5 separate regions of the Mus musculus genome follow, and all the other regions are linked to region 1. Evidence: chromatin loops called from intact Hi-C (ENCODE). Cell type or tissue: gastrocnemius. All regions are shown on one strand. Links, peaks and the distances in the headings refer to the core of each region. The heading gives the core; the rest is flanking DNA. Region 1 holds the start of Rpp38 (ribonuclease P/MRP 38 subunit). Region 2 holds the start of Meig1 (meiosis expressed gene 1). Region 3 overlaps Fam171a1 (family with sequence similarity 171, member A1). Region 4 holds the start of Hspa14 (heat shock protein 14). Region 5 holds the start of Nmt2 (N-myristoyltransferase 2).

What was found. A loop is a pair of places that touch in the nucleus more often than their neighbours do. Peaks named below come from ENCODE experiments on the same cell type or tissue, not always from the same donor. Only the 100,000 strongest peaks of a DNase experiment are listed, where the experiment ranks them.
Region 2: a loop joins it to region 1, with 7 times the contacts of the local background. A loop is called at or near these places in 30 of 42 quality-filtered maps.
Region 3: a loop joins it to region 1, with 2.2 times the contacts of the local background. A loop is called at or near these places in 6 of 42 quality-filtered maps.
Region 4: it touches region 1 in a loop (4-fold over the local background); 8 of 42 quality-filtered maps call a loop at or near these places.
Region 5: it touches region 1 in a loop (3-fold over the local background); 19 of 42 quality-filtered maps call a loop at or near these places.

What each region holds. Positions count from the first base shown.
Region 1 is chr2:3,328,200-3,334,569 of GRCm38, forward strand. It overlaps Nmt2 (N-myristoyltransferase 2), which reads left to right. Exons shown (of 14, transcript NM_008708.2): 14 at 1-678. It overlaps Rpp38 (ribonuclease P/MRP 38 subunit), which reads right to left and starts at 4,429. Exons shown (of 2, transcript NM_001013376.2): 1 at 4,328-4,429; 2 at 750-1,674. The coding sequence starts at 1,664. The coding sequence ends at 822. It also overlaps a transcript of Acbd7 not described here. In gastrocnemius, for the core only: no CTCF peak of the experiment used is centred there; DNase peaks (open chromatin) are centred at 3,263, 4,448 and 4,810; H3K4me3 peaks cover 2,191 bases; H3K27ac peaks cover 1,955 bases.
Region 2 is chr2:3,416,435-3,422,804 of GRCm38, forward strand. Meig1 (meiosis expressed gene 1) reads right to left here and starts at 2,695. Exons shown (of 3, transcript NM_001355207.1): 1 at 2,537-2,695. In gastrocnemius, for the core only: no CTCF peak of the experiment used is centred there; a DNase peak (open chromatin) is centred at 2,708; H3K4me3 peaks cover 1,196 bases; H3K27ac peaks cover 900 bases.
Region 3 is chr2:3,225,883-3,232,252 of GRCm38, forward strand. Fam171a1 (family with sequence similarity 171, member A1) reads left to right here. Exons shown (of 8, transcript NM_001081161.2): 8 at 1-1,924. The coding sequence ends at 628. Among named protein-coding and RNA genes, the nearest start is that of Nmt2, 55 kb to the right of the region's middle. In gastrocnemius, for the core only: CTCF peaks have their summits at 2,726 and 3,383 (motif pointing left); DNase peaks (open chromatin) are centred at 2,793 and 3,382.
Region 4 is chr2:3,509,884-3,516,253 of GRCm38, forward strand. Hspa14 (heat shock protein 14) reads right to left here and starts at 2,931. Exons shown (of 14, transcript NM_015765.2): 1 at 2,751-2,931; 2 at 1,291-1,371; 3 at 1,132-1,214. The coding sequence starts at 2,807. Cdnf (cerebral dopamine neurotrophic factor) reads left to right here and starts at 3,182. Exons shown (of 4, transcript NM_177647.4): 1 at 3,182-3,358. The coding sequence starts at 3,244. In gastrocnemius, for the core only: no CTCF peak of the experiment used is centred there; DNase peaks (open chromatin) are centred at 2,379 and 3,091; H3K4me3 peaks cover 2,368 bases; H3K27ac peaks cover 1,838 bases.
Region 5 is chr2:3,281,107-3,287,476 of GRCm38, forward strand. Nmt2 (N-myristoyltransferase 2) reads left to right here and starts at 3,106. Exons shown (of 14, transcript NM_008708.2): 1 at 3,106-3,300. The coding sequence starts at 3,191. In gastrocnemius, for the core only: a CTCF peak has its summit at 3,130 (motif pointing right); DNase peaks (open chromatin) are centred at 2,009, 2,907, 3,529, 3,853 and 1 more place; H3K4me3 peaks cover 3,149 bases; H3K27ac peaks cover 4,152 bases.

The sequences.
Region 1 (6,370 bases), core at 399-5,398:
ATTCCACAATGACTTCCAGACAGAGTGGATTAGTAAAGTCCTGACAGCTCCACTCCCAGCCAGAAAGACCCATCACTGTCTTGTCTGTCCTCGTGCCACATGTCAGCTAAGTACTGCTGTAATAAGTTCTGGCTTAGGTTTTGTTTTTAGAGTTGTTAGCTTTGATTTTTGTTTGTTTTTGGTGCTGGGGATCAAGCCAGGGATAGTATGTGCTGGTAAGCACATATTCTGCCATAGAGCTCTGCCCCTAATGTACTCTTGATAGATGTTATATATTACAAGGAAACTGATGATGCGCAGGGAGAGAATTCTTATGAAACAACCTTATCAGGCTTTTGTTCTGTATCAATTAAGCCTTTCTCCCAAGCCTGCCTTGATGCTTACCTACAAAGAAAGCCAAATTACCACAAAGTAAAAATGACATGCCGCTCTGAAGGCAGTGTACTGCTTAACATTTAGTGTCTCTCTCTCTCTCCGTTGCAACTGAGGACTTTCTTCAGTTGCTTCACCCACCTTGCTAGACCATGTCTGTGGCCCATTTTCCAAGTTCGGTAGAGAAATGTTAAGTGCTGTAGGAAACTGATGTTCTTGCAAGCAAGCATTGTACCAGCCTTTAAAGCAGTGAATTTATATGCGCATGGACATTAGTCTTAATAAACTTTGGTTTTGTTAATCATTGTTTTGAGTGTTTTCTGTACTTCATCTGCCCCACCCAAAGAGAAAAGCACCTCCATGCAGGATCCTAAGAATATATGTAAGTTTTGATTTTATTTCTTTCAGTGCTCATTTAGACATTAGACATAGTGACAAGTCATACAAAACTACTTGGAAATGGACTTTTTACTTTTGGGTGGTTTTCTTATCTTACTAGGGTTGGGAATGAGCTTTTTTATTTTAAGGGGTTGTAATGTTGCAGCTGAAGCTTGTCCACCTTCAGCAAGCTTCCTCTTACTAAGTTTTGTAAGGTCATCAAATGACGTGTCCAAAATCTCGTTGTCCTGGCTTTCCGAGGGTTCAGTCTCTAAACTGTCTGTGGGACCTTGGGTTCTGTCTGGAAGCCATGGCACGTTTAAGCTGGGCACCCTGGGAATGATGGCTTCTACTTCATCAGCAAAGTCCCTGGTGTTCTTTCTGAAACCCAAGGCTAGCACACATTTTAAGCCAATGACAGGAGCAATTCTCTCGCTGAGCTGAGGTACCTGACAGGCAGGAACAGTTCTGCTTAGACTCAGCTGAATCAGGTGTGAGGTGATGATGGCAGGCTTGACTGACTTACACACTAGAACCAGGAGCAGTTCATTCCTCTCCAGAGCTCTGGTGACTTCATTAACACCAATGACCAGCTGTTTCCTGACGTGTACAGGTGTCCACCCTGACACCAGCACATCCCCATCAGGCTCTTTTGGATCCTCGCTAATCTCAATATCTGGCCGGCAACTTTGCTTTTTCATAAGAGCTGTTTTTTTCCTTTTCTTCTTATCTTCAATTTTCTGAAGTCCAATCAATTTAAACTTGGCTTCGAGAGTCTGTAATATAAAGTGTATGTCTTCTCTCTCCAAGGTGCTCCAGGAAATAACATAAGGGTTGTTTAGTGATGTTTTTACAACCAGAGGTCTAGTCTTCCGAATAGATCCCCTCTTTGGTGCCTGAGGGGCTGCAGCCATCTTGAAAACCCTTTGGAAAGAAACAAAATGATGAAACTCCTGTCAGCAATGCATGTCTTGAGAACATTTTGGTTATAGTCTCCAGTCTCTGTTGTTTTGTTTTTTATTCCAGGCTGATATGCTACAGCAAGTCTAATTATATGGGCCCAACTAGATAACCAGTCAGAGAATTTCTGTGGCACAAGGAAGACTTAATTCTCCCTATTTTTTCATGATGCTCAACAGGCAATGTGAGAGTGACTGGTGTTAATCTTACAGATTTGTGAGCATCTTCCAAACTCTAATTGGAATTCCACTCATTTATTTTAAAAATGTTAAAGACATTTATTAGGTTTGGGGTCATAGCACATGTGGTCAGAGGACAGCTCTATTAAAATGGTTTTCTCCATGTGAGTCTCAAGGGAATGAACTCAAGTCACAGGCTTGGTAGTAAATGCCTCTTCCCTCTGAAACATCTTGCCAACCCCTCATTCATTCATTTATAAGCATACTTACTGAGTTACTGCAGTGGGCAGATGGTGTTCCAGACACAGATGCTGGTGGGCTCTGAAGCCCCTGTGTCTGCCCACACAGAGCTTAACCTTCTGTAGTCTCTGAAGTTCATAATGAACCAGGTCAGATTTTAAGAAGCAAAACCGTAGTAATCTGTCCATGGCTAAAACTTTAAGTCTCCCTCCTCTCATGATTCCCAAGTCCCTAAAACATTTGAAACATGCAGGCCCATATTTTCCCTCTCACATGATTATAAGATGACTGCTTTGGCGGGCAATTTCATGAAAAATAAAAAAAATATGAAATTCAGAGATTAATCCATTAGGGAGAAGTAAATGGGCTGCGCTCCTTCCAAAAGCAAATCCGAAACAAAACACTGTTATTTGTTCTTCCTATAATAATTAACCTTACAGACAAGTTAGGACGTTAACTGCTCTCTTGTCGGGCATTCATTCATTTAAACCCTGTTTATCCTTCCCAAAGGCAACTGTATACCTCTGCTCTCAGTTGTCTCCTTCTTAGAGTTCATCTGAGAACTATGAAGACCCAGTTGACAAACTTCAAATAAGTCCCCCCTGCTTAAGGTTCCTCTAATTCAGGGCACTTTCTCCACGCATCTTGTTCCTAACAAACTTACAGAGTTCCCTGGCATGGATTAGGAAGCAGACTCACTGTACAACTCACAGCTAGTTTTTCTAAAGACTTCTTTTAATCATGGATCTATCTTAGAAATAACCTGTGGTTTTTAAGAACCATCAGATGGCTGACTCACCCTAGAGCTTACTGAGCTGGAATTTCTGGGAGTCAACTGTGCCACAGGTGCTGGTAAAAAGCTGCCCAACATTTGGAGATGTTGATGTGAGGCAGGTGGCATCTCCAGACTGCACGGCCTTTGGAGATGGTGTTGCACTCACTCCCAGTAAGAGCTGCAATCTTGATTCTGTCAGTGCTGCCCACTGCTACAGACACTGGCTATAGCTGCTTCCATAATAACTGCTTCCATCAATCCCCATGAGCTGCATGCTCCTCACAAGCTAAGAGATTCAAGAACAGGTCGTCCAAATCTATCGAGGTGACCAGCAGCTGGTAGCTAGCTTTGAGTAAAATGACCAGGAAGCAAGGGACAAATGGTCCCACCACAACGCTTGCCAAACTGCAAGTCAGCTACTGTCCCTGCCTAGCATGGGGGACACTCACAGATGCTCTGCAACCAAGGGATTGCAAGATTGGGATGTATGTCTCTGATTCACAAAAACCTGGAAGGGGAGATGAAAAAAAGAACCAAGCCTACATAAGATGACCGCCATGCAATACTAATTTTTAAAATGCTGAATATTAACAGGTTCACAGAGCTTGATCAAGTACCTTGCCAACTATGTCTGCAAGCTGCTACTGCCTACAGGACCAATTACAAACTCAAAATGTTTACTCCCATTTCTCAAGCATTTCTCCTTTCACTCATCACCCATATTACAGATTCTGGCTATTTAATGAGGCCTCTGGTTTCTCATGTCCTTATTCAACGTACACTGTGCCTGGTAGAGCACTTACATACATTTTTTTCTATCAAATTATTATGAATTATCCTTGCTGTTGCAGGCCATTAGGCATTGGGCAAAGCAAAAAGCTTCTGCGAGTAATAAAAACGGCTCACTCTAAAGCCAGAGTAGTGAGGTTATCTTGAGGAACAGGCCTTAGTTGAAGTCTCTGGAGAAAACGACCATTAACCAACCGCAATCTAAAATATTCCTCCTTTGAAGGAATTCTTTAGATAGCCCAAGAAGGAAGCGGGCAGTGAGGGATTACAGAAGAACATTAAAGTTCAGTATCGCCCGAACAGAGATGCTGGAGTTGAAGATACTGGGTAAGGACAAGATGGTGACTCTAGAGCCTTTCAAGAAGGGCGGCGCGATTAGAATCGCGTCACAGAGACCTTGATTTGGGAAGAGACCCTAGAAAGGCTGTCAGCAGCAGAGAAGCTCCCGCGGTCTCGGGAGGACGAAGGGGTACCCGCATCACACAACACGACGGAAGGAAACCCCCGAAGGCAGGGATCGGCTGAGACCAGCCGGAAAGAACCTCAGGGAGAGCGGGCTCTGGATGACCCCCACCCCGCGGTGACCCGGGTGCCCACGGGCCGGGACTCGAGCCACAGGCACGCACGCGCCCACCTGAGCAGAAGCGCCCCGCGGAGACCACGTGACGGATCGCTTCACTACAGCAACTCGGTCACTACCAGGAACCACTGCGCCCGCTCCACGTGCGCCTGCACTGAGCGTGCGCAGAACACGAGCTCCGCCTACCTGCCTCTGCATTACGTCACTCCCAGTCAGGGACGTCAGGCGTGGTGTGTGGACTAAACCTGGCACAGCACTGCGCAGGCGTGTATTCTGTCTCGCGAGAGTCTGTGGTTGCTGTAGTAACCAGCCTCTCCCTTCTGACTGGTCGTCCAAAATGACGATGCGGAACAGCTCGGTTCTGTGAGAGGTTCGTCTCTCCTTTTGGCTCTCCATTTTTAGCCCAGTTGCTTCTGCCTTGCTGTCTCTTTTTGTTCTGGGGATACAAAACTCCAGCCCTTATAGCCACCCATTCCCCTGCACGCGTCCCTGGGAGAGGCTGGTTACTACAGCAACCACAGACTCTCGCGAGACAGAATACACGCCTGCGCAGTGCTGTGCCAGGTTTAGTCCACACACCACGCCTGACGCCCCTGACTGGGAGTGACGTAATGCAGAGGCAGGTAGGCGGAGCTCGTGTTCTGCCACGAAAATCAAATAAATAGGGGTTATAGGGTTGCATGTACTTAGAGATTATGTGTAGAATCTTGGGCACACTGAAAGGAAAATAGGGGCTGCATTTAGTTCCACAGCAGTACTCCAGAGTACTCCGGCAATAGCTGTTGTGCCTTCTGACAAACGGAGACAAAAAATAAGAAAGGTTATGAAACAAAATCACTGGAAAGTTACAACTGGTAAGCAGTGGAATAATGTACTAAAGATTAAAAATTACGCACGCCTTTAATCCCAGTACTCGGGAGGCAGGCGGATTTCTGAGTTCGAGGCCAGCCTGGTCTACAAAGTGAGTTCCAGGACATCCAGGACTATACAGAGAAACCCTGTCTCAAAAAAACAAAAAACAAAACAAAACAAACAAAAAAAAAAGGCAGGAGAGATGGCTCAGCGGGTAAGAGCACTGACTGCTCTTTCAGAGGTCCTGAGTTCAAGTCCCAGCTCACAACCATCTGTAATGGGATCCAATGCCCTCTTCTGGTGTGTCTGAAGACAGCAACAATGTACTCACATACATTAAATAAATAAATAAATAAATAAATAAATAAATAAATAAAAATTACTTGACAGGAATTACTTTCTGTTCTTATGAATTTGGGAGGATTCAGGTCCTTCTCTTTATCTTCCTCTTTTTTCTCGGTGTTTTCATTGCTCATTTTAGACTAACATATAGGATCTAGCTTCTACGTTTCCATTATTCACCACCTATTGAACATTTAAACAGAACAAACACTGTTGCTTGTGGTCAAAGATTGTTGAAGTTTTTACAGGAAAAGCGTGCTGTGGTTTCTATCACAAGTAGATGAACTAGATTAAGTTCGGTCGAGTTTTGACTGTGCCATATAAGACGTCCTTTACTATTACCCGCAGTCATGTAGCGCTAAAGACAAATCGCGATGGTAGAATTGAAATACTAAAGGTTCACATAAAATCCTGGCTCGTGGAAGACTGAGACAGGAGGCTGCAGACTGGGCCTTCGGGGCCAGAACTTGCACACACCATAACAGAAAAATAAATAAATAAATAAATAAATAAATAAATAAAAATAAAAAAAGGCAGAAAGAGGGGCAAGATAAAGAAGTAAAAAGGTAATGGCTATGAGTGTTGTCCCACCAAAGTTCCAGCTCTTACATTACAAGCCTCTGCCGCCAGGCTGCTATGTTGACACCCTAGCCTTCCCACTAACTAGTGTCCCTACACCTCAGGCAAGTTAATTAGCCAACTATGAAATGATAAAAATAGTGCCTATTCTGAGGATTAGAAGAATATTCTGTGTAAGATGCTTACCACAGTGCCTGCCACATGGTACATGTCTGACAAATGGAACCACTATGACCCAGTGACAGCTGTGGCAGAATTAAGTTAATACAAATTATATATAGCCGCTACTATTTTGGGCCTTGTTTTCTATTTGAGAATTTAGCA
Region 2 (6,370 bases), core at 696-5,695, 89 kb after region 1:
AGGGAGTGGTTTTTAAGTCTCCACCAAGGTATTTTTATCATATTTTTTTTTCAGTTCAGTGGAATCTTCTGGAACTCCTTCAAAATATCCCATTGGCAGGTTACAAACAGATGAGTAAGAAAATCACAACTGCTGAGCCCGTGCAGATGAGCCTCAGCGTCAGTGTAGTCTGCTGCATCCACTCCTGCTAAAGTTACAATGTATGCAGGGAGCTAAGGTGCAGAGAGCTCCGGAGGCTTCAGGAGGCAGAGGCTCGCCTCGGAATGCGATGCTGGAAACCATGGGCAACTCCGACTGTGGCAGTGCTGCTGCAGCTTCTTTCTGACAAGGACGCTCGCTGCTTTTGGACTGGTTGGTGTCGCTGAATTTAAACCTAATAGTCTGAACTGGTTGCACAAAAATAGGAAGAATGAAAAACTGTAGTGAAACTTAGCTGTGGGCAGTTTTATTATGCTAGAGATATGACTTGTAAAATTCCAGGTAGGAGCTTTGTGTGCAGATTTTGACGCAGGGTCTCATGTTGGCTAACCATGGTCTCGAACTCCCTGAGGATGAACTGAACTTCTGGTCCTCCCGCTTCCTCCCCTAGAGCTGGAATTTCAGATGTCTGAATCACACCTGGTTTAAGGGATGCTGGTATCAATGTATGCCAATAAATTGGGGGCCATTATTTAGTTGTCTTCTTCTCTGGCTAATGTTCAGGCATGATGCATCTTTAAAATGGCTATTCCCTCAAATTCTTTAGTGAAGTATTTTTTGTTTTTTGGTTTTTGGTTTTTTTTTTGTTGTTGTTGTTGTTGTTTTTTTAAGATAGGGTTTCTCTGTATAGCTCTGGCTGTCCTGGATCTCACTCTGTAGACCAGGCTGGCCTCGAACTCAGAAATCTGCCTGCCTCTGCCTCCCAAGTGCTGGGAGGCATGTGCCACCACGCCGGCTGTGAAGCATTTTTTAAAAGCCATTTATGCTATTGCCTTTTATAATGAATGGGTGTATTTGAAGTAGCACAAAATCATTTTAAAATTCATAACTGCAAAACAAGACTAACATCCTTAATGGCATAAGATCTAAACAATATAAAAATATTGATACTTTAATAGTTAACTTGTTGCCAGAAAAAAGAATTCTTTTGTGAAAGACATAACTTTTTCATTAATTTTTACTCTTTAAATAGACACTAAATTACAATTACATATTTCTTTCTGTTTTTGTTAAGACTCTGTAAATCAGTTTTCTAATTTTGCTCAGATAAAGTACCCATGCATACTATATGCATAGTAAATATAATTATATAATAAAACACACTTAATTTCTATCATACATATGTGTGTGTACCACTATAAACAGGAAGTGGCAAGGCTTGAATGTCTACTTTTTAGAAACTGAATTTCATTAAGCACTATTAAGAGTTATGTATGTACTTAGGTCCCTGACATTCAGTTCTAATGTAACCGTAGTCACCTATGCTGGAGCCAGCTACTACCTCAAGCCTTCAAACAGCCATTTAGAAACGACTACAAAAACATAACACAGAAACTCTTCATTTAGACCCACAAGGTAACCCAAAAGGAGGCTGAAGCCTGGTACCTTCGCCTTGGTTTTGTCTGACCCCTTTACTTTGGGTCAGAGGAATGCCTATCTGCACCGGGATGTTAACCATCCAATCATGGTCTGTCTATTTAAACTATCTCACCACCCTTCAAAGCTGAAGATCTAGGCGGCCAAGAATTTGAGAAATCTTGGATTTCCACCAGGTGCCTTGTAGCATGAGAGTTGACACCACAGGGGTGAAGGACACTACAACCTGGACTCACAACTTAAATGAGACCGTTATGAATACCTTTTATGCCCTGTTTAGTTTCTTCCTCTACTTAACCCTTACGCTCATACCAGCCCCCCAAACACAAACCTGGGGCCCCAGGATTTTTTTCCTTATTACCCTCGCTAGTGTACCATGTTAATTACATCTTTCTCTACTGTTCACTTTGTGTGTCTCCTTAATTGGTGTATTTGGGATGGGTGGCCAAGTCCAGCGTGTTGTCGCTGGAGCTTTTGCCTTGTAACCCGTAATTAGATAACATGCCTAATCTTCCAATCCCCATCTCCTCACCTTATATCATGATTTGTGCTCCTAGCAGGTGGCAGGATCCCTCTAACTACGTGTAAACCTTGTTCGAGATAACGAACATACTGGGACTGTATTCTGAACTCAGTTCTCACATTGGGTCCGAACATCGTTTTCTGAACACAGTCCTCAAAACGGATGTTCATTTTAAAGACGAAAGTACCCCCCACCGTCAAGCACTCCCTTCTGGTCTAGGTGTGCCACGTTTGTGTAAAGCCACCCCGTAAGAGTGTTCTCACAGCTAGCATGCTGTCTGCCAGAAACCGCTTTCTTCCCCCCATATATCACGATGTTTGTAAGGTATAATCTGCTGGAAGAAACTGAACTAGCATCTGAGCCCTGGCATCACATACACATACATACAGTGTGTGTGTGTGTGGGAGGGGGGGGACGGCTCCCGCTATCCGCGATTACCCTCGTTCAGCCGGCCTCGCAGGAGGGCGCAGCGGTGTTCGTGTTCTCTACTCGGGATCTTGAGCTGAGACAGCCAGGGGCCAACTGTTACGGCCGGTGTAACCGGCGCGTCTCCTAGCAACGCCGTGACGCCGCTCGGCCGGTCCACGTGAGCGAGCCAAGCCCAGTTTCCTCCGACCCCGCCCCCCGCTTCTGGGTCTTTGTGCGCATGCACAAGGGCCAGGCTGGGCGAAGAGTTCTCTGCAGAGGGGATTCCCCGGTTGGCGCTGCTCACTAATGCTCGCTGTTGAAAGCGTTTGAGAGAATAGACATTTTACAGGTTCAGAATCCTGATAGAAGTGTGTGCTTGGATCACTAAATGAAAACGTTACCATCTATAGATTTTTTTCCCATTAGTATCTAAACGGATAGTTAATATATCACCTATTTCGGTGAAAAGTGATTAACGATCCGTATTTTGAGTCGAGAGTCACGATGATTGTCTAATAAATCGAGGGTGAAAGGGAAAAGGTCAACGCCAAGTCATTGAAAAGCCCCGGAACCAGTACTTAACAGTGCAGGGATTCTGTGAACTAGTTGTTAAACACAAGCCATATTTTTTTACAGATCAAATTCAGCAAGGTCCTAGTTAAAAGTGTCATTTAACACTAAAGAGGTTTTAAGTTTAAAAAAAAAAAACGGATCTATAACTCTCTAATTTCCTTAGCCAAGATGTATCTCTGAACTTTAGACCTATCTAAACAGTTTATATTCCATATCCAAACAAAGGAAACTCTACTTACACATTTTCCTCTTTGACTAGCTGTTACCTACAATCCTCTGTTTCTATTATTCCATCCATCAGCAAGACCTGTTGGCTTTAATAGCTCCCACCCAAGTCCAAAAAGCCATCTCTTGGCAGTCTCTGGCCACCACACTAATTCCCAACCTTGATCCCCACCCCCATAGCCTGTTCTCCACACAACAGTCAGCACCAGACACTTAAAATCTAAGTAAGATTATGTCAGTCTTGGGCTTGGGCTGTGACCCTGTAATAGCTTTCTATTTTATTCACAGTAAACAAACAAAATAAACAACGAAAGCTTCAGAGGTTTATAAGGTCAGTAAAGCCTTGAAATTTCCATATGACTCTTATAGGTTTGTTGTCTTCCTCGGTAATCCTGGGTCACTTTGCACCAGCCATACCTAGCCGAACAGCTCCTAGCATGCAAATGTGTATGCAGCATGCTCAAAGTGAGGAAATATATTTCACCATCACATTGCCGCTGCTGCCACTATGAGCAGGAAAAGCAAGGTAGCTACGAGGAAGGCACTTCAGAACACAGGCCTTGAATTTAAGTCTGGACTCTGTTTACTGAGAAGACCTTGTGCAATTTACATAACAATGTAACAACTGAACAATAAGAGCCTGTCTGCTTGGGTTGCTGTGAGACAGAAATACTAAACACAGGACACTTCAGACAGCATCTGGAACTCCCCAAGTGCTGGCAACACATTATGCGGGGTAGTCATTCTGTGAACAAGGGTTCTTTGACTGCTTTACACTGTGCCTTAGTGTTCTGCCCAGGAGCTGTAACATTGTAGAGAGCAGATAACTACTTGTTGAACAAATAAATGAGTTTTGACCATCAGATTTCCTAGAGTATGGCAGTGGGCTTCTTTGGTTCCTTACCTGAAACCTCCATAGAATCCTATATTCAGATTTCATGCATGTAAACGTTGTAACTTTTTTTTAAAAGTCTGTCTCTGTCTCTGTCTCTCTGTCTCTCTGTCTGTCTGTCTGTCTCTCTCTTTGTGTGTGTGTGTGTGTGTGTGTGTGTGTGTGTGTGTGTGTGTTGTGTCTGTACATGCATATACATGTGTATGTCTCAGTGAGTATATGCACCTGTGTACAGATGCTCATGGAGGCCGGGGGTGTTGGATCCCCTGGGACTAGAAAGACAGGTGATTTTTGAGCCACCCGATGCAGGTGATGAGAACTGAAGGTGGTCTCTCTGCAAGAACAGTACAAAGTCTTAACTACCAAGCTGTGTCTCCAGTCCTAAACAATGTCCTTCAATTATAGCCACACCCACCTCTCCCTCTCATTCTCTCCAAACACCCTAGCAGTTCCCCTTCACCCTCCATGACTTGTCTCCCTGTCTTAGTTTGTAAAGAGAGTAAACAATTTCTGAACCCAAAATGGCCAAAAATGAACTCAAAAGCAAACACATAATTAATCTGAGGAGATCATACCACAGTGTATGTCTGTATCAAACAACACAGAAGTCTCTGTTCTAGTGTTTGCTGTAGTTGTTTAGTGATGGGTCTCCCTATGTAGCTCTGGCTGACCGGGATCTTGATATGTGAACCAGCCTGGCTTCAAACTCACAGAGATCTACCTGCCTCTGTCTCCCCAGTGCTGGGAACAAAGGGTTTGTGCCACCACACCTGCCAGGCTCAATTCTAAACACAAAACACACTCCACATTGCATAAGCTGTCATGGCACACAACACTGACAAACACTGCTTGAAGTACCTCACATTCAAGAACTCCAATTATTTTTGCTGTACATGCATTTTTTTCTTACATAGAAACAATGACTTAATTATGGAAAGCAAAGACTTTTAATATTTTCCTACCATTATCCTTCAGCGTGTAAGTATATATGGATGGGTTGTATTGTGTTGAAATGTTCAATTTCCAAAATTATCCTTTTAGATGCTGATTTGAGCTTTATAAAAAAGAAAAAATTGCTGGGCATGGTAGTGCATGCTTTTGAGTCCAGTACTCGGGAGGCAGAGGCAGGCAGATCTCAGAGTCTGAGGTCAACCTGGTCTGCAGAGCAAGGCCCAGGATAGCCAGGGCTACATAGAGAAACCCTACCTCAAAAAAAAAAATCAAATTTACTTGGAAATAGAACAGAATTTTCAACAATTTCTGAAATGGTTGTAAATATCCATCTGCCATTTTGTTTGTTGTCTCATTTGTGCAAGGCCATAGTCTCTGCACAGATGATTATAAAATTAGTATCAATTGACTCTAAACAAAATGCTAAAGTTATTCTGCATCCTGAAGCACCAGATATTGTCAAGATTTAATTCTTTCTGTAAAAAGAAACAGACCTGCCCATCCATTAGTAGACTGATTTGGTTTTTAAATATATGTATACCAAAGACTTGTTTTCAAATAGATCTCTTTAGGACTTATTACCAGCAAACTTTTTATTTGCATGCCTGTTTTATATACTTATGTGTCCAGTGTTGTGTAAAACTTCTCAAAGGAAAGGGGTCTCGAACGGAAAAAGTTCAGTCATAAGAATATAAGCATGCATGTTGCTTACAGTGACAACTTGATTCTCACAACTGTTTCCTACTGTGTACGTCGTAACGAGAAAAGCAACGAACAAGTAAGTAAGAGTGAATTTTAGTTTGCCTTGCCTCTCAAGGAGCTCCAACTTCTGAGAAATTCTGTCGACGACCAGACTCAGTGCAGAATGTATTGTCCTGTAGAGACAACCCATCCACAGCAATTGTCCTCCGGTAGTCTAGGAAAGACCATCTTATACAAAACCAAGGCTTTACCGGTACTACTGTGTGGAATGTATAAGTTGGTGTGTATATCCAGAACACTTCCCTCTACTTCCCTGCTTCCTCCTTATGAATATCTGAATGTGAATAGAACCAGGTATTATGACTGCAAGAGTAACCAGATGTTCTCTGACCCTGGCATTCCGACCCCTCTGCTCAGAGCTTACTCCTGGCATCATCCCATGATCACTTCTGCCTCTGTGAAAATATTCTTGTCATATTCTTCATTTTTGTGGCTTTTCAAATGTGCTGAACTCGGATGGC
Region 3 (6,370 bases), core at 426-5,425, 100 kb before region 1:
GGTGCAGCTCCTCACCGAAAAGGCACTGATGGAACTTGGGGGTGGAAAGCCACTTCCACACCCTCGGGCATGGTTTGTCTCCCTAGATGGAAGGTCCAACGCTCACGTTAGACACTCATACATTGATCTCCAAAGAGCTGGAAGGAACGGAAGTAATGATGCCAGTTTGGACTCTGGTGTGGATATGAATGAACCAAAATCTGCCCGGAAGGGAAGGGGAGACCCTTTGTCTCTCCAGCAGAGCCACACACCTCTGCAGGAGCACCAGCAAAAAGATCCCAGAGCTCCCGACAGCACTGCCTGCACGCAGCTCCTGTACCTTGAGGACATGGACCCGAGCGGCAGTGAGTGTGCAGCCACGGTCTGCACCCCCGAGGACAGTGCACTGCGATGCTTGTTGGAAGGGTCAGGTCGGAGGAGTGGCGGGCAGCTGCCCAGCCTGCAGGAAGAGACAACCAAACGAACTTCAGACGTTCCCCTGGAGCCATTAGCCAGTCCCAACCAGAGAAGATCCGCCAATGATGAAGATGAAGATGACGATGACGATGACGATGACCAAGGAGAAGATAAGAAAAGCCCCTGGCAGAAACGAGAGGAAAGGCCCTTGATGGCCTTCAACATCAAATGAGCCATCGATAAGCCCCTAAAATGCGGATTATAAAATTGCCAAATATCCTTTCTCATGGAAGTGCATACCTGCGTGTGGAGAAGCTGAGGAGTGAAAACCATGCAAGTAGATGCTTACTGCCTTGACATGGGAATTACGGTTATGACAGAACGAAAGGTGACTGACAGGTGCTGCCCCTCCGAGAAGGTGGCTGCGAGACATGTCATTCTACGGACCTGACTTGTCACAGTAGAGATGCTGACAAACCACATGTGGGATTGCTATGCTCCAAGGATCACCTCAGTTCTCTCTCAGATTCTGGAAACAGATGAAATGCTCTTTGCATTGTCTGAACCCTCTCTAATTCTATCATGATAACGCTACTGTGACGCTCTCACTGGGAAGCTGGGTGGCGAGAACTTTCTGGACGTCGATGTTATCTCAAAGGAAAGCTATGCATTGCTGCTTCTTTGTTACCTTGCTTATGCTTTGCTTTAATTAGGCCTCTCTCTCTCCCTCTCTCTCTCTCTCTTTCTCTCTCTCTCTCTCTCTCTCTCTCTTTCTCTCTCCACACACACACATAGGGTGTTGGGTTTTTTCTCTTTCTTTAAAGTATGATTCAGTTTCAGTTGTAAACGTTTTGCTTCCTTCAGTTCTACTTCTCTGTGGTTGGTTTCGGTGTCGCCCTTCAGGAACTCAGAACCCGGGTGTCAGCTCTTAACATCTCTAAGCCTTTTAATAAAACTGTACTGAAGTTTTTATCAGCTAAGAGTCAGTTCTTCAATTCTGGTCCCATTATCTCCAAGTGCCTTTTTTACAGTGACAACAGACAGTCCCTCGGTTTCATGTCTTTTCGTAACCCTTTCAATTGAACTGCCTGGATTTTATATAAAGTTACTAAACGATACCTTGTTCTTGGAACTGCATGCTGCCAAGTGCCATTCGTACTGAGCATCCTCATTTCAACGCAGTATACGCTCTAGTTATCATGTGTAACGTGGGTCTGTTTAGCTGAGATAGACTAGAGGAGGACACTAGAGATGCCCATTCCTACTCCCTCCCTTTGGTCACTAGCCACCATTATGGTTCCACTGGCTGTTTGTATATAGGGTTATGTATTAACTCTAGAATCCCGTGTGCCCTTCTTGCTCACCGAACGTGAGAGTATGGGCTGAGCAGGGGGATTGAATGTGACTGTTAAAAACACTCATGTACTGTCCAAAAGTGCCAGAATGACTCTTCTGCGCATTCTCCTTTAAGAGCTGCTTGGTTGTCCAAAAATGAAAACTCAAAATAAACTTGGAAGAAGGAAAAAAATATGTGTTTATTCTGATTCATTCTTTGTTGGGAAATTGTCAATAAGACGTTGCTGTTCTTTGACTTTGGCATTGAAGGGAGACTTCAATGTTGGGGGGTTATGGATGCATAAATACCAGGAATTAATAGTAGGATTAAAAAACCCACCTTTGTCTTTAGTCTCACTCAAGAATGAATGGTAACATCCTCGTGATGTTTTAGGTAAGGAGAGATAGCTGAATTTTATGAGAAACCACTGGGGGTTTTTTGGTTTGGTTTTTGTTTCTTATGCTGGAAATCAGTTTGTCTTGCAACAGTTTCAAGAAGAGTTTGTTAAATAGACAGAACTATCCCAGATATATAACCTTGTTTATCAGATTTATTAATGGAGGGCCCAGGATGTGGCTCAGTTGGTAAAGTGTTTGCCTGGCACATGTGAAGTCCTCAGTACCACATAAAAGCAAGTGGGTTAGTGCCCACCTATAATACCAGCACACAGCATGGGAGAGGTGGGGGCAGCCTCAGATACAGAAGTTCAAGGGCAGCCCCATCTCAAAGGAAGTTAATAGACATGATGTCAGAATGTGAGAAAGACTGGCAGGGAAAAATTACAGCAGCTGTGTTTGATTACATACCAAACCTTCACTTGCAGATTCCACAAGTATAAAACTAATGGAACTGGTTTTTATTTTCTGAATTTTTAGATGAGGATTCTTTTTAATATTTTACTTTAAAAGGAGAAAATAGTTGAGACAGTCCTGACCGTTGGACAGCTAAGTGGATGGGAGACAATGCTTTAACCAGCAAGGCTGGCAGGGCTTGTGTAGGAAACAGTGTCACCCATAGGTGGCAGGTGAGTCCTTGCTGACTTTCCTATAACTCCAATGGGGGCTCCTTTGTCAATCCCACAGAAGCAAAAAGTTGCCTCTTCAGGAACACCCAAGGCCTGGCATTAGTCATGGGGGTGAAAGGAGAACACTGGGAGGTCTCCCTGCTGCAGCCGGTTCCCAGGCCTTCACAGCCGTGTCTGTGCTTCCTGCCAATGGAACTGTGTCAGCATCCCGAAGAGCCTTCCATGTAACCTGTAGAAACATGCAACATGCTAACTATTCTCTCTGGTTCTAGAGATAGGACAGGAATATCTTACACAGTGTAATCCAGTGGTGGCAAGTACTGATCTGGTAGCAGTTGTCACAGCACACCTGGGTTTGCCAAAAGGGAATTGCTTCTGCCAAAGAGACCTTCATTTCCCATTAGAGTTGTCCACAGTGAGGTCCAGACATTATTTTTTTTTCCTCAGAAAGCACTAATGGCGACACTAGAATCCTCTAAACAAACCACCACAGCTGCAGTCTTTCAACAATGCATTTACCTTCCCTCTAGCCCAGTGAGGGCCATGAGAGAGAAATATGCCTCAATGCTTCCCATGAATATCAGACAACCCAAGCAATGAAAGGCACCCAGCTCCTGCCACCTAGTGGTCAGTTCTCAGCGCCCTGGAGAAGAGCAGGGCCAACCCAGACACTCAGGGTGGACTGTGGGAAGGTGGGAAACAGCTCTGGTCCTGTCTTCCAGGTAAGGTGGGAAATGGAAGAAGGCTGACAAGGTCCATGTTGTTCCTGCCTGGAAACAAAAGTACTGGAGCAATAATGAGGTTGGTTTGCAGTTTGGGGGAAGATTGCATAGCATTCTTTTTTGTTTTACACCTAAGTAACTAAATGGGGGCTTGGTGGCAAAATAAATAAAAGTTGCTCAGCTGAGAGAAGTTGTGCTGCTAATAGAGAGAGCTCTCTAGGAAAGAATTTAAGTTATAGATGCTCCTGATAATAATATACAGAATACTTTATGGGAAGCTCTTGGACAGTTGACTCTGCCTTTGATCGTGATTGTCATGGGTAGTCTGGCATGGACAATTGTCACTCCTTGAATTAATGATTAAGATGATGAATGTCAGCACATCTCTTAGCCACCGCCATGGAGTGCCATGTCTGCTGAACCAGTTTTAGCACTCTGGACGAATATACCCTCAACTCTTCAGTGCCGACCATCCATAATGAACCCAGACATAATGCCGCTGTAAGATCACTCCAGAAAAAAGTCAGCATGCTCTCCTCTGCTCTCCTTAGTGAACAGATCAAGCTCTGCTGGTAGTCTTTGCTCCTGCGGTAGAAAACTTCCACTGTGGACAATTTTAAGCAATTAGTGCGATACTCCAGGACCCACAAGTTTGGAATAGACGCTTGCTGTCCCAGTTTTGCATTATTTGCCCACAAAACCCACAGTGGGGCATAGGTAATAGCAGAATAGCTAATCTACATTGTTCAAGGGTCAAAGATTTGCAAATTTCCCTACTCTGAAGTTTTAAATTTTGCTTTACATATATTTGTTTATTGGGTGGGGTGTGCATGCCACAGTATGCCCATGAAGATCAAAGGACAACTTACAGGGGTCAGAAGATTGTCGTCTTCTGCCACATGGGTCCCGGTCTTCCTACTTCATCCTCACACATGCTGGGTTAACACATAACTGGGACCACACCCAGCTGCACTATCTCCTTTAGATCACTTATAGGCATGAGGAGTATTCAATTCTGAATTGTGAAGGCACCTTTGCCAATGAGTAACAAGTTATTGCCTTGTTGACAGCCATCTTGATGTTACAAATGGCATCCAAGCATAATGCTAAAGTCTTGTGTAGAGTTCTTAAGCATGAGAGGGCTGTGCTGTGCCTTGCAGAAGCAACACATGTGCTAAAGAGGCTTTGCTCGGGTCTGGACTACACTGACAGCAAAGCTAACAAGTCAGGGCCAGGGGTGTAGCTCAGCTAGTTGTGCTTGCCTGACACACATGGGACCCTAGAATCATCCCACAGGATATAACTTCTGTGGACAGTAAGAATTGACCATAGGAAAAAATTGGGAATGAGTTTTAAATATGAATGATGTTTATTTTAATATGTTTGAACTGTAGACTTACAACACTAACTCTTATAGTAGCAGTGCCTGACAGCTAACCTGCGAAGTCCAAGAAATTCTAAGTGTCTCTTAACTCAATGGTAGGGACAGAAAGCAATAAAAAAATTAACAAAGGTGCCCCTCCCCCAATATGCGCCCTCATGCTTTTGGGGTTATTTTCAGTTATTTACTTAGATTGTTTATGTACATATGATGTGTGTTTGTGCAGATATGTGGAGGTCAAAGGGAACTTCCAGGAGTCAGCTTTTACCTGCTACTTCATTGGAAGAGGATTTGTCTTTTTTCTGTTCCTGCGTGCACATTCCAAGCCCGCTGCTCTGCAAGCTTCAGGACAGTTCTCGTATCTCTGCCCCTCATCTCTCCCTACACACTGTAGGAGTGCTGTAATCACAGATGCCTGCTAATGGATCCAGCACATACGTTCTTGTAGGCAAAATACACATAAATTAAAAAAAAATAAGGTGGCGATAGTAGAAGATGACCAGAGTCGGCCTCTGGTCTCCACAAATGAACACACATGTATACACACATATCTTACATACACACACATGAACATGTTCTACACATATACTACACTCAAATAAAACTAAGACATCAGTGTTTGTACAATAATGTGAGTTAAACTACAAACTCTTCCACTTTTTCCACGTTTTCCCCACTAATATCTAAAGGGTATATAGTTGGGTTATATTTTCAGTTATTTGGTTGTTATATAAGTCAGTCACTAAAACCTATTATGCAGAGATGACTCCTGCTGGCATTTTGTGGTTTTCTCTGAAGTTTTTCACCCACATAAACATGTATTTCCTTAAATACTTTTTATATTGGTAGCGAGCTGACTTAGGCCAGTAAAGAACTTGCTGTGCAATCTTGAGGCTCTGACTTCGATCCCCATAACCTATGTAACAATCCAGCTGTTGTAACACACACTTGTGATCCTAGTTCTGGAGAGACAGAAACAGGCAGATCCCTGAGTCTTGCTGGCCAGTCAGCCTAGCCTAATCAACAGGCTCCAAGATATGAAGCCTTATCTTACAAAAGCAAGCTAAACAGTGCCCAAGGAATGGCACCTGAGGTTGACCTCTGGTCTCCACATGTACACACACCTGCACATACCTGTGAACACACACACACACGTTTTTTTTTCTCTTTCTACCTTTCGAAGCTGCAGATAGAAGCCTTTAAAATGGGAAAATGTAGGTGAAGCCATTCATCAGGACTTAGCCGTAACTGGGGGGTCCAAAGTGAGTAGTGGGGCTGGAGAAAAGCTGGTGTCATCTCTAGATTCGGGTCCTGCTGCAGGATACGGGAGGATACCATGAAAAAATGGGCCTTAGACCATGGCAGGTGATAGGCAACATCACTTGAGTAACAAAGACCCATTCAGTAAAAATCAGCAAAATTAAATGTTGAGGTTTGTTCTTGCTGTGTATTGTAATGCTAAGTACAGCCCCCAAAACCTGGAGTCTTCATGTAGACCCAAATGACACTAT
Region 4 (6,370 bases), core at 1-5,000, 180 kb after region 1:
AGACCAGGCTGGCCTCGAACTCAGAAATCCACCTGCCTCTGCCTCCCGAGTGCTGGGATTAAAGGCGCGCACCACCACGCCTGGCTGCCAATTTATTTTTAATATGCTTACCAGTACATTTTAATACGCTTAATAACACCTACCAACATTAATGAATATAGGATTATAATCACACAAAAACATCTGAATTCATTCTTTAATAGAGTGATATCAAGTTTAGTGTAAGCAGTCAAGAGCTCATGAAATAAACATGCCTATGTAAATGAAATATTCAATCTAATTAACAATCCCCAAGTTTTAAATTCAATACAAAGAAATGCCTAATATTTACATCCTACTTAAATGAAGAAGAAAAGGCAGAGGGAGCTAAGGATTAGAAGTCCCCACCTGCAGGCTTATCTAATTCACCACTGTAATTTGGGAAAGTCACAAATTCCGGGTGCCTTGACCTCCTGATACCTGGCCAACCAGTTTTTATGGGGATGGAGAGGATTCAATAGCATCATAGATGTGAAAACACTCAAACATCGCCAAGCACCACACTCCAGAGGAAATGAAAGGGCCCTACTTATTAGGATAATCTATGATTCGAACAGACGGAAGTCTGGGGAAGCAAGCCTCTGGAATCTTCTAATTAAAGTCATAACAGATAACTGACCTGCTTCTTAAGATATTAATTAAACTGTTTCTCCAGCGATTACATTTGTGAGTCAACTGGAAAAGTTAGTTCCCAGAAAGTGTCACAAAGGGCCAAGGAGGAAAATCAATAGTAGCTGAAGAAATTATGACCAGTGATAAGAGATTTTACAAAACTCAACCACCATGCAGAGAAATCATCCAATTCCAACAAAATAATTCTAGTTCACTCAGTTCAAGGAGATACAAGAATGCAAAAGGCCAAAGAACCACTTGTGACTGGCATAAATGACTAGAAGTGAGTGCTGGCATTCACTAATACTATGAGACCTGTCAGCAAGAAGCAAACTTCTGAACAACCCCCCTGGGGCTCTCCCTAAAGTAACCGCCATTAAACAGTCTGGAGTGTCTCTCGTTTCCTTAGCATTCTGCCCAGAATGTGCAAGCATGGTTTGAATGTTTGGCTACCATACCTTAAAGTACTTTATGCCATACCTTCTGCCAAGGATCTGTTTCACTTTCACTACTGTGCTTGAAACATGTCTTATTCTACTTTGTTTTGCTGCCAGTCCAACCACCTGAAAAAGAACTGCACATTAACAACAAGACTCTGCATTATTTTCAAGAACCACCGATGAGAGTACTCGACCGTACCTGTTCACGTTCCGAGTAAGCAACAATGGCTGGTGTGACTCTATCCCCTGCATCATTTGCAACCACATCGGCCCGGCCATCCTAAGGAAAGATGTGAGAGGGTTAGTTCTCTCACACTGGAATGCACAATCTCATTGAATATACCTGCAGATTGTAATGGAATTTTAGAAATGCCATTGTATCTGGCATTCACTCAGGTGCCTGAGTGACACCCATTCAGGCCTTAAAGTCATCTTCTGTAAATAATCAGTGATGGGACTTATGGGGTTGCTCTTCCTTTGGGAATTTCAAACTGAGGAATTGCATAACCTCAGTAGCAAGACATTCTTGGCAAACCAGGAATTTTTGCAATGGTTGATAATTGCTTAGGCAATGGGTCCTTCAGACAACGAGATCAGAGAAGACATTCTGGTATTCAGTAATTGACTTGCCAAAAGGCCTTTTTTTCGTAACAATCAATAAAAGCACAAGGCTACCCGAGTTCAGTCCTCAGACTACTCCACCTTGCAAAACCTTACTAGGTTGGCAGTGTCTCTCTTTCTTAGATTGTCCCTCATAAACTGGTCTTTTAACTGCCACTATTTGTTTCTTATAGTTTAATAAAAGGCTTCTTCTAGCCCATGCATTTTCCCGTTTAGATCTGTGCAGTAAGCTGGATCAAATGTATACAACATTCTATACCTAGCAAGCATGATTACACGACTCTCCCACAAATACAGCTTTTCCACCTGCTTCCCTACAAACGAAGTAGCTACTCCCCTGGGACTTTCCTGATAAATCGAATGAGACTTAAAACCGAAGATAGCATCGGTTAAATTCCTTAACATTGTTCCTTCTCCATCGATATTGAGGAGGAAAAAGCTATAGTTCCTTGTTAAGTTCTCAGTTCTAGAATCAAGTGTGTACAGCAAGAGTCAGTTCTTAACTAGGAACCCTTCTCTCGAGGGCAGTTACACAGTGCTCTGGTTGCTCAGAAATTCAAATACCTCCCACCTCCGGGAACCCCGAACCAGTGACGTCACCGTGACCTCTTAGGGACTCTGCGGTCAGTTGTCACTAGGACTTCTCTAGCATCCAGGGGGTCCTGACATCCAGGTTTGTTCTAGGCGTCTTTACAAGAACGATGTCCCCCGCCCCGAGGACTCCAGGCATCCTGGAGCCCTGACGTCTTTTGAACTCTTCTGGGCATCCTATGGCCCGGTCTCCTAAGTGCACCCTGCATGCTTGAGGCCTTTTCGTCCCTAAAACTCCTCAAACAGCCAAGACGTCCAGGATACCCTGGAGTATCCAAGATCCGGCTCTCTGTATCCACCCTCCACACAGCGTGCTTGGCCTTGGAGGGAGAGCCGAGAACCCGCAACATTGCCACTTGCTTGCACGCACGGTTCCCGGGCCGATGACCCGGAGCCCAGAAAACAGGGTGGCCGCCACGGAACCCGGAGACAGCTTCCCAGGCTCACCTTGTAGACAGCCACACAGGCTGATGTGCAGCCCAGGTGCACGCCGATCGCCGCCATAAGGCGGCGGAGACCACGGCAGCTCAACGAAGGACCCTTCAGCAGCTTCAGCTAGCTTCCTCGGAACAAGCCCATCAGGCACTGCGGAGACTTCACGTTCCCGCCCGCCTACTGCGTCCGGTCTGCTGCGCCGGCCTCCCAAGTCGCAGCCAATCAACATAAGGATGCCGCCTTTCATCAGAACGGTTAGCCAATAGTTTTAGCGCATCACTCCGCGCTCCTTGGGAGCCCGGCGTAAACGCCGGTCTGCTCAAGCTCAAGCCGGAAAGGCCCGGAAGAGGGTCATTAGCTCCTCCCTCTCCTGAGCGCCGTTCATCAGAGCCAATGGGAACGCCTGGTGAGATTGCGTCACTTGTTTCCTGCCTCTTTCCGGCTTCACGAGGCAGCCCCCACTACAGTAAGGAAGGTGTGGGTAGTTCCGGGTCCCAGGCTCAGCATGCGGTGCATCAGTCCAACTGCTCTGGTGACCTTTTGCGCCGGGTTTTGTATCTCGAACCCTGTGCTGGCGCAGGGCCTGGAGGCCGGTGTGGGGCCGAGGGCTGACTGTGAAGGTGAGCGGTGTGTGACCTGCTTGCATGGCGGCGACACCGCGCTCAGCCTAGCAATTGCCTAAGCAGCTTCTCCCGGCCCAAGCTGTAAATAACATTTCACCCTTCTGCTTTTGCTGTCATTATTAAGGTGGCGCAGAAAAAGGAGTGAAATAGGATTCGTATTAGATTTTGTGCAAATGGTCTCCGCTGCCAACTTGATTTTGTTGCTCCTAACCGAGGAGACTTGCTTCTCTGCTCAGAAGACATGTTTTGAGGTTCAAACTAATTGCCATTCCTAGGAGGTAAATAAAACATGGCAATACGTTAGGGTTGCTGAAATCAAAGACAAGGGTACGGCTGACTAGGACTTTATAGACAAGCTGCTTTACAAAGGAGCACATTAATTCCTAGAGAACGATAAAATAGACGCCTGTTTTCTTCTGTGGACTTGGCGATCATACCTTCAATTCCACCATCCCACCTGGTTTTGAGGGTGTTATAGTACCTAGGTTTTGTAAAAACAAAACAAAACAAAAAAACAGTGTATTTTGTAGAGGACTGTTAACAAGAGCCAAGATGAACAGTTTTGATAGTCCCTTTGGGACCACTGTAGCACTTCTTGTTTTATTGAAGTGATGTAAACATATATCTTCTCATCTTGAGAGCAGATGTACTGAACAGAAAATGGAGACAAGATTCATGTGGAATGGGCAGTTGAGTCTTATTGTAAGTAAATAGTATTAATAGTAGTTGGAGTCCAGCTTTCTATCAGCAATTATCAAACCTTCCTCTAGAAATTTAAAATAAGTTTAGATGTTATTTAAAATTTCTGTAGCTAAAGATACTGGTTTAACAGTTATAATTTCAGTTAAAGATCTCATCTTGGGCAAGCAGGATTTTATTATAGAACTTCAAACTATTTTGAAATCATTATAGATTGATGTATGAAACTACTTTAATAAACAAAAAAGGGCTGGAGAGATGGCTCAGTGGTTAAGAGCACTGACTGCTTTTCCAGAGGTCCTGAGTGCAATTCCCAGCAACTACATGGTGGCTCACAATCTGTAATGGGGTCTGATGCCCTCTTCTGGTGTGGCTGAGGACAGTGACAGTGTACTCACATATATAAAATAAATAAACCTTAAACAAAACAAAACAACAAAGAAAACCCTGAACCTTAAATAACAACAATGTAACACACACATTTGACATCACACCAATGCACACAAATGGGGACCCTTAAGTTACTAGCTCCATCATCTGTGCTGAGGTTATCAGAGACTAATCCAAGGACATCCAAGGGTTGAACTTGGGTTTCTCTGTGACTCCCGACAGTATTAGAATTTTTTCTTTCCTGAAGTCCCTGCCTTGATGACTTTGACATTGCCGCTGCTCTGTCTTTGCCTCCATCACGGCAAACATTTTCCAGATTTGTTCATGTGCTTCTCAACCTTTGGCTATGGCTGGCTTCTGTTTTTTGTTTCTTCCTTTCTTCCTCCCTCCCTCCCTCCCTCCCTCCCTCCCTCCCTCCCTCCCTCCCTTCCTTCCTTTTGATACAGGGTCTCACTATGTAGCCCTAAATGGCTTGTAACTCACTATGAAGCACACTGTCTTCAAGCTCACAGAGAGATCTGCCTGCCTCTGCCTCCCCAGTGTGGGGATTAAAGATGCGTGCCATCAATGCTTGGCCTAGCCATGGCTTAGTTGTTGGAATTTTTCTGTGTCATGCCCTCTGTATTTATTATCAGTCTGCATACAGTGCAAAAAAAAATCAATCTGCCTGACTGTCCAGTAAATTCTACATCTCTGTATCCAAGCCACCTTCTCCCCAGAGTTCCGGACATATTTTCTGTCAGGTGATTATGGAGTGACTAAGTATTCAAAAAACGTGATGTAGTTAAAAAGTAATCCTCAAATGGAACTTATTCCTATGCTATGAGGTTATGAGGTTAACAAAATTAACTGGTTTGTTCTGTATTTCCTCTTCCTTCCTTCCTTCCTTCCTTCCTTCCTTCCTTCCTTCCTTCCTTCCTTCCTTCCTTCCTTTCTTTCTTTCTTTCTTTCTTTCTTTCTTTCTTTCTTTCTTTCTTTCTTTCTTTCTGCTGGCCAATTGCTTGTCTATTGACTCTACCTTCCTATGGATTCTCTACCTTTCTTTTTCCCCAGGTCTACTGCCTTGTCTTGGTGTCTTTCCATCCTGTAGCTTGCCCCATCTCTGGGAGGGTTGTCAGGTTCTCCTGGATTTAATGTTTTTCCAGTTTCCACCAGGTAGTGTCTCCCCCTCCCCCACGGTTTCTCAGAAGATTCAAAAAATCATTTCACTACACACCACGCAGCTATGTACTTTTAAAAAGTCTCTCTAGATGATGTCTCTCATCCCATGGATTTAAAACTCTGTTATTATACTCAACAGGCAGAGTACTGATAAAGGATACATATGCACTGTGGCAAAATTTCATGCATGTTTTGGTGAGACAAATGTCCATCTTTAAAAACAAAAGTTAGAGTTCTTGAGTTTCCTCATTTGGATTGATGATTCCTTGTCAGAATGGCAGAGATGTTTAGAAATCAAATGAGGATATGCTGGGGAAGAGATATGAGACCTTTGCAAGACTGGATCTCTCTTATAGGAAGACAAGATGGGAGATTGCTTAGAGACTGATGAATTCCTGCTCACAACAGTGATCATGACAGCAGGTGTCTTCTTTGTAGACTTAATGTATTTGATAATTAAGATGAGTAAAAGATACGTCAGAAGACATTTTTCATTCTATTGGTGGCTCATAACACTGGTGATCAGTTAGATGGGTTTTTGTTTGTTTTGTTGTTGTTGTTTATTGTCATTGCCTCTGGGGAGAACACTGGGCCTTTATCTTGTCCTACCTCACTGGCTGTTCCTACGAGTCCTTTTCTCATTCTGTCTCACATTCTCCACCTCTAAACGTTGGCGTTTCCTGAAGGTGGTCCCCAGGCCTGCTCTTCCTCCAGCTCCCTTTGTTCTGTGGTCTCATCGTCTGACTATTGCTTGAATAT
Region 5 (6,370 bases), core at 751-5,750, 47 kb before region 1:
TGACAGTAAGTTCTACACTGCATATTTTATGACGCTTAAAAATATACTTTAAGCCGGGCGTGGTGGCGCATGCCTTTAATCCCAGCACTCGGGAGGCAGAGGCAGGTGAATTTCTGAGTTCGAGGCCAGCCTGGTCTACAGAGTGAGTTCCAGGACAGCCAGGGCTATACAGAGAAACCCTGTCTCGAAAAACCAAAAAAAAAAAATATATATATATATATATATATATATATATACTTTAAAAAGAAGTGAACAAGATCAACAACACAATCTTGTACTTGTATTCCATAAAAAGATAAGCCAAGCAGAAGGAGAAAGTCCCACGGGACACTTTTAACACACTGGCAAACACTCTGCACAAGTGTTTTCCCCTCAACTTGGATTTCATCTTCCCGACACTGCCACTTGGCTCTGACTCCTGGATGAAGCCAGAGAGAGACAGAAAGCCCTTTGGAGGCGAGGTGAGTTTCTGCACATGATGATAGAATTTAGGACTCCTCCGGGGCTGGCCACAAACTTCTCTCTCCTGTAAAAGATTAATATTCTGCAGAGAAGCATTTGGATTATATAAGGCTTCAATCTAACACTGTGCAAATGTCTGGCCCTGTTCCTTTGCATTCTGCAGAACAATGTTCCCTGCTTGTCATTATTTTCTGATGTTTACTGAATTCTAATGTCCTCTCTTCAATTTCTCCAGAATTATTTGCTTTCTTGATTTTTTTTTTTTTTTTGGTTTCTTAGGTAATGTTTGTTGAAAGTTAAAATAAATAAATGTGTGCTGTATTTCCTTTGCCTTGGGAGTTTGAAAAATGCTTGAACATGTTATAGACATGGGTTGCTCTGAGCTCAGAGAGCACCTGACTCTTGTGTCTCAGGATAAGAAACTGCACTGGGGAACACACGGTTAGAAATAGTTACTTTACTAAGAAAGAAATGGCACTCCTGAGAAACAGAGTGGGTTAGTGGGCTGAGGGAAGGGCCTCAAAAGACTATGCCATAAGACACAGGAACCTTCACAGGACATTCAGAAAGCACCAGTCTCTCACACATTTGAATACAATGTGCTTATAATGTGTTTTTCTATTCTGTGCTATGTGGACTGAGGGTAGGGGGTGGGAGGGAAGGCTTCCATGTTTTCTTTGCCTATTGGCTTCCTTTATATGTTAATCTTGATATTGATTTCCCCAGTCTCTATTGTCTTGCCACCAAGCCCTCTGACAGGTTAAAATGACTGACTTCATACCTCCTGGTTAGGTCTCTGTTGACAGGTTAATTATTCAGCTATATTCAGTTTATGAAGATGAGGGTCAGGAACCTTAGTCATCTCTGCCTGCCTTTATCCTAAAGTCTGAACCTAGAGGCCACATTTGACCTTGTCTGAGAAATAGTTGCAATTGTTAAGCACAGAAGTGCATTTTCTCCATCTTTGGGTCCCACTTACACTTCCTCCAAGAAGGTCAGACAAATGTTGGGCTTTGAAATTGCTCTGCAAGTTTTGTCTCTAGGTCATTCGAGCTCATTGCATGTTAACCACATAGTCATGTGTGTGTGTGTGTGTGTGCACTTGTGTGCGTGTTTGGGGGGAGATTTGCTTTACACTAAAATTTTCAGGTGGCTTTTAGGGAGTTTTCCCCTCGTTACAGAGTTTGGGTAACTTTCTCAGCAACTGCCTTTGTAAAACCGCCTCACAGTCTTCTGGTGGTCTGGCAGGATCTTTGAAAAATCCCTGTCTCTGGAATGCAACCGAGTGCCTGCTGTGGGAAGTATTTAACAGCAATATGGATTTCACCTTTGCCTTATCTGGTACACCCAGGAGATTCTCTTTCCTCTATCCCCCAGTCCTTTATTTTCCCTGAGAGGAGTCTGTTGTTGCTCAAGATGTCCTTGAACTCTGTATGCAGTGGATGCTGGCCTCAAAGAACTCCTCATTTTGACCTCCGGGACTTTTTACATCCAGGACTGCTGGGATAACAGGCATGGGCCACCATGCTTGGCTTTCTTCCTCTCCTGTTTCCTGATGGAGGACGATTTCAACACTGCCCATACAGGTTTCCTTGGTGGTCTAGGTCATGACCTTCACTTAGGAGAGAGCCGACAGACTTGCCTAAAACGACCCAATCCCCCTAATCTGGGTGTCTTCATGTTTCACAAAATGTTCATTCTGTTCTCAGCCGAACCCATCTAGACAAAAACATGCAAGCAAAAGAAAAAAACCAACCAAACAAACAAAAACCCCAGTCAACCAAACAAAAACCAACTCCAGTCATTTTCTGTTGAGGACTCTGAGGCTGCTTGCAGCGGGGAGGTGGGGAGGGCGGAGCTTTGGCTCGATAAGCATTAGATACTAAAATGTGAAATGGAAAATTTTGAAGAACATGTGGAAGAGGAGGCAGGGAGAGCTTTAGGGAATCGCAGGCCTGAGTGAAAAAAAAAATCCCTGCAGAAGTCGAGAGCGCTGAGGCACACAGACATATAGAATCTGTAGGCAGTGGTCGCAAAGGCTGCCGCGCAGCCCTGCAATCCAGCCTGCAGTGACCAGGTCTAGCCTTGGAGCCACAAACGCATCCTCATTCAGGCCACGCCCCAAGCCCAAAAGCCTCGGCCTCCGGCTCCCGCTCCGGCTCCACCATTCCCCCACCGCCCCACCTCACAGCTTTAGACTGAGGAAGGGCCGGCCTCGTGCTTTCGCCCTTCTGCTGGCTGAGGTGGGCGGGGCCGTGCCCGCTGAGGAGGCCCGAGCGGGCGAGCGAGGTGGGCGGGGCAGTGCTGGCGGAGTGGAGCCGAAGCGGAAGGCGAGGTGGGCGGAGCCTCGCTAGCCCAGGCGGAAACGGGACCACGAGAGGAGCCGGTCTTCACCCGCTAAAATAGGCGGAAGTGGGAAGGCGAGGTAGGCGGGGCCTCGACTGCCTAAGTGGGAGAACTGATGAAGTGGGCGGGTGTAGGCACGCAATGTGGGCGGGGCCCGCCCTGACTGAGGCGGGCGGGACTGCATAGACAGGCGGGAGCCTCAAGGGAGTGGGCGGGGCCGGGCCGGCTGTGATGGGCGTGACCGGGGGGTGGGCGGGGCCGCAGACTCGAGACTCGGTGCCCGAGGGTGGGCGGCACTAGAGGGAGCTGCGGCCGCGCCCGCCCTGTCGCGCCTTGCTTGCTGCTCGGAGCGCCGCCTCCCCAGCCGTTCGGAGCCGCCGCGATGGCGGAGGACAGCGAGTCTGCGGCCAGCCAGCAGAGCCTAGAGCTGGACGACCAGGACACGTGCGGAATAGACGGAGACAATGAGGAGGAGACCGAACACGCCAAAGGGTAGGAGGTGGCGCGCGGGCGCGACAGGGCGGGGACCGCGCGCACCTCAGGGCTCCCGCGCCCGCTCGTGGCGTGCGGGAGCCCCTAGACCGGAGGCTCCGTTTGGCGGTGTCCTCATCCCGAGACCATTGTGAGGTGCAGGTCTCCCAGCTCTCGGGGAGCACGCAGTGGTGGGCGAGGGCTGAGGTGGGCGGGGAGACTGCGACTCGGGCCCGGGAACCCGCGACGCGACAGTCACCTGCCGCGCGCCCCCGCTGGCTTGGCCTCACCCTACCACGGCGAGTGGTTCGGGTGGGAACTTAGCAAGGACGCAAGGCCCTTCCCTTTGCGGTGGCGGCGTCTTGGACCGGCGAGGCGAGGGAGATGCAAGTCGTTCCACTTGTGCCTTGGCATCCTTCTAGTTCTTTCGCGCCCCCCCCCCCCAGCCGCCACTAACCCCCTGTAGAGAGGAAACCCGCAGAGCCGGCGGTGGGGGTGGGATAGGGATGCGCCTCTGGCGGTCTCGGCTGCTGGCGACGAACTGCGCAAAGTTCTGCCTCCCAGGCCGGGAAAGGGGCGCCGAGACCGGGAGAGGGGGAGGGAGACAGGTCTCAGCCGACGCCTGAGGGCGTTCAGCTTTGCGGCCTCTGAGCGTGCCCTCAGAGCTTTCTAGAGCAGAGCTGACGGGTGAACGGAGTTCCCGCGGCCCCGACCTTGCCCCTCCTGCAAAACTGGTGTCTGATCTCCAAAGCCAAATGCACCAAGTACTTTAACATTTGATCGGTTTCTCAATCTATGCTGCCCTCTTTTCTCCCCTACAGACTTGATTTTTTTTTCTTCGAGAAAAGACTGCTTCTGGTTAAGGCTGGTATTGAAGTTCTGTTTTAGAGGCGGGGTTTGGAGGATCATTTTAAATAAAGACCGGTGTCCCTTTGTAGGTGCTGTTTGCCTCAGCCTTTTACCCTGTTGGATTCAAACTATGCGCTGGCACAGACTGTTACTGCTGCCCCTTAGAAGTGAGATTCTGCGAACCATGGTGACTGGAGAAGTGGGTCAGCCTAAAAACACGATAGGGAAGCCTGAGTCACAGATGGCTTATTTATTCAGTTCATGGAGAGTCTTTAAAGTATTTGTATTTTATTTCAACGTTTACTTTAAGCTTTAAGAAAGGAGGCTGTATTGATCTTGAATACGTTATCAGATATTAAATGACAAATGTCAAAAAAGAAAAGCTGACTACATATATCTCCCTTTGGCATGTTGCTTTTTAAGGTTTTCAGCGAACAGTTCAGTGGCAGCTGCAAGTACTGAATGTTATCATTCAAGTCTAGATTTTTTTTAAGCCCAGAGAGGCAATTCTTCAGAAATCTTAGCCTGAGTTCTGTTTATGAGTAATAGAAATTTGCCTGTGATAGCTAAATATGAGTGTATTTTTGAAACACTAGCCGTCTTGCCAGAAGTGGGTCCATATGCACGCCAGTGGATAGATAACTCAAGGAACTTCAGCACCCGTAGGTTATCTTTCTGGGGAGACCCTGGACTTATCTCTCTTCAAGTTATATTGTTCTGTGTGATTGGTATGCTAGGGTGGGGGTTTAAATCAAGCTTCCTTCCTTACAAAGTCCAGGATACCCTTGGTACAAAGACATACTCTTCTCTGCAACCACTGATCTGGAATTGTTTGATGCCTTGCTATAGGTAGGCTGTTTGAAGTTCCCATAAGAGCATCCACAGGCATTTTGGGCCCAGTTAAGAGGTTTCCAGATTTATTACACATCAGCACATTAATTATATATTAGGATGCTTAATCAAAATTTAGAGCTGCCCAGTAGATTGGGCTGTTTTAACCAAGAGTAGGCAACATGATAACTTATAGTTTAAAAAATTAATATAATGGAGTAATTGTTATATATTAAAGTATAGAGAGATTAGCAAAACCGAAGTAACTGTTCTGCTCTGTTGAACTGCTTTCCTCTTTTGATTTCAATTTAGACAGTACAATTTAAGGAAGTCGTTCTGTTTTATTTGGCTCATGAATTGATAGTGCTCCATAGAAACCCAAGTTTTCTTTAAGTAGCTAAAGTTTATCAGTGTTAAAATATAGAAAACTTTTCCTTCCTTACTTGGCCTCTTCATTCTCCACTAGTTTAAATAAACAACAAATAAAGAGCCTCTGGAGAATGAACAGATAATGTTTTACCTCTAATAGGCAAAGTATTACTTCTGAGCCAATAGGCCATGGTCAGTACATGGAGCTGTAATTTGTTCAATAGCTCCCCTGTGGCTTGAAAGGATTAATATACACCCAACATTCAGTATAATGCATCTAGGAGTTATTCTAGCTTACTGTGTTGAAACTGTAGATACAAATAAAGGAAAAATACACAGTGAGATACCACTATGCTTTTGTTTTTGCAGAATTTTCTTCATTAGCTTTATATTTTATTTTATGGGTAATATTGAATGCCCATAAACAGAAGATGAGGTTTTGTGTTTAATTTAAAGCAATAGCATAAGTATTATAAAATACTTGAGTGTCATCTTTGTCATGGGAAGTGTGTACATCAACTCTTTGGTCCACCCAAGTATGGTAGCAGTATACCACTCTAAAAGTTACATGCATTCTCAAAGCATTGATGAACAAGGAGATTGGCAGTTTTAAGTAGTGAGATGATAGCTCAGACAATGTAGTTTTATTATTTTCAAATAAAATATGGACAATTAGAAGTAAGATAATTGAGGATTTCCTAAAAAGATCCCTTCAGTGACTTGCCTTACCACCTGATTCGTGGAGCTTGAGGAAACTTGAAAACTTTGAGGCCAATGAAAAGTCCAAATGACTGAAGCTATCATTCCTTTGCTGGGTGGCAGTGGGGAGAGGTTGTCTCCAGGATGACTCTGCTAGGAACTTGCCTACCCCAGTGTGAGGCTGCAGAGGTAATTCAGGGTCTTTAATATGGACTATTCTACTCAGTCTTGATTTGTTCTGCCTTCTCAGTTTCTGAAGGGATTTGGAAAAACTGTTGAAGATGGCCACAATGTTAAGTCTACTTAAACCCAAGGTCTTCTTGCCCTATTAAGGAATGTTTTC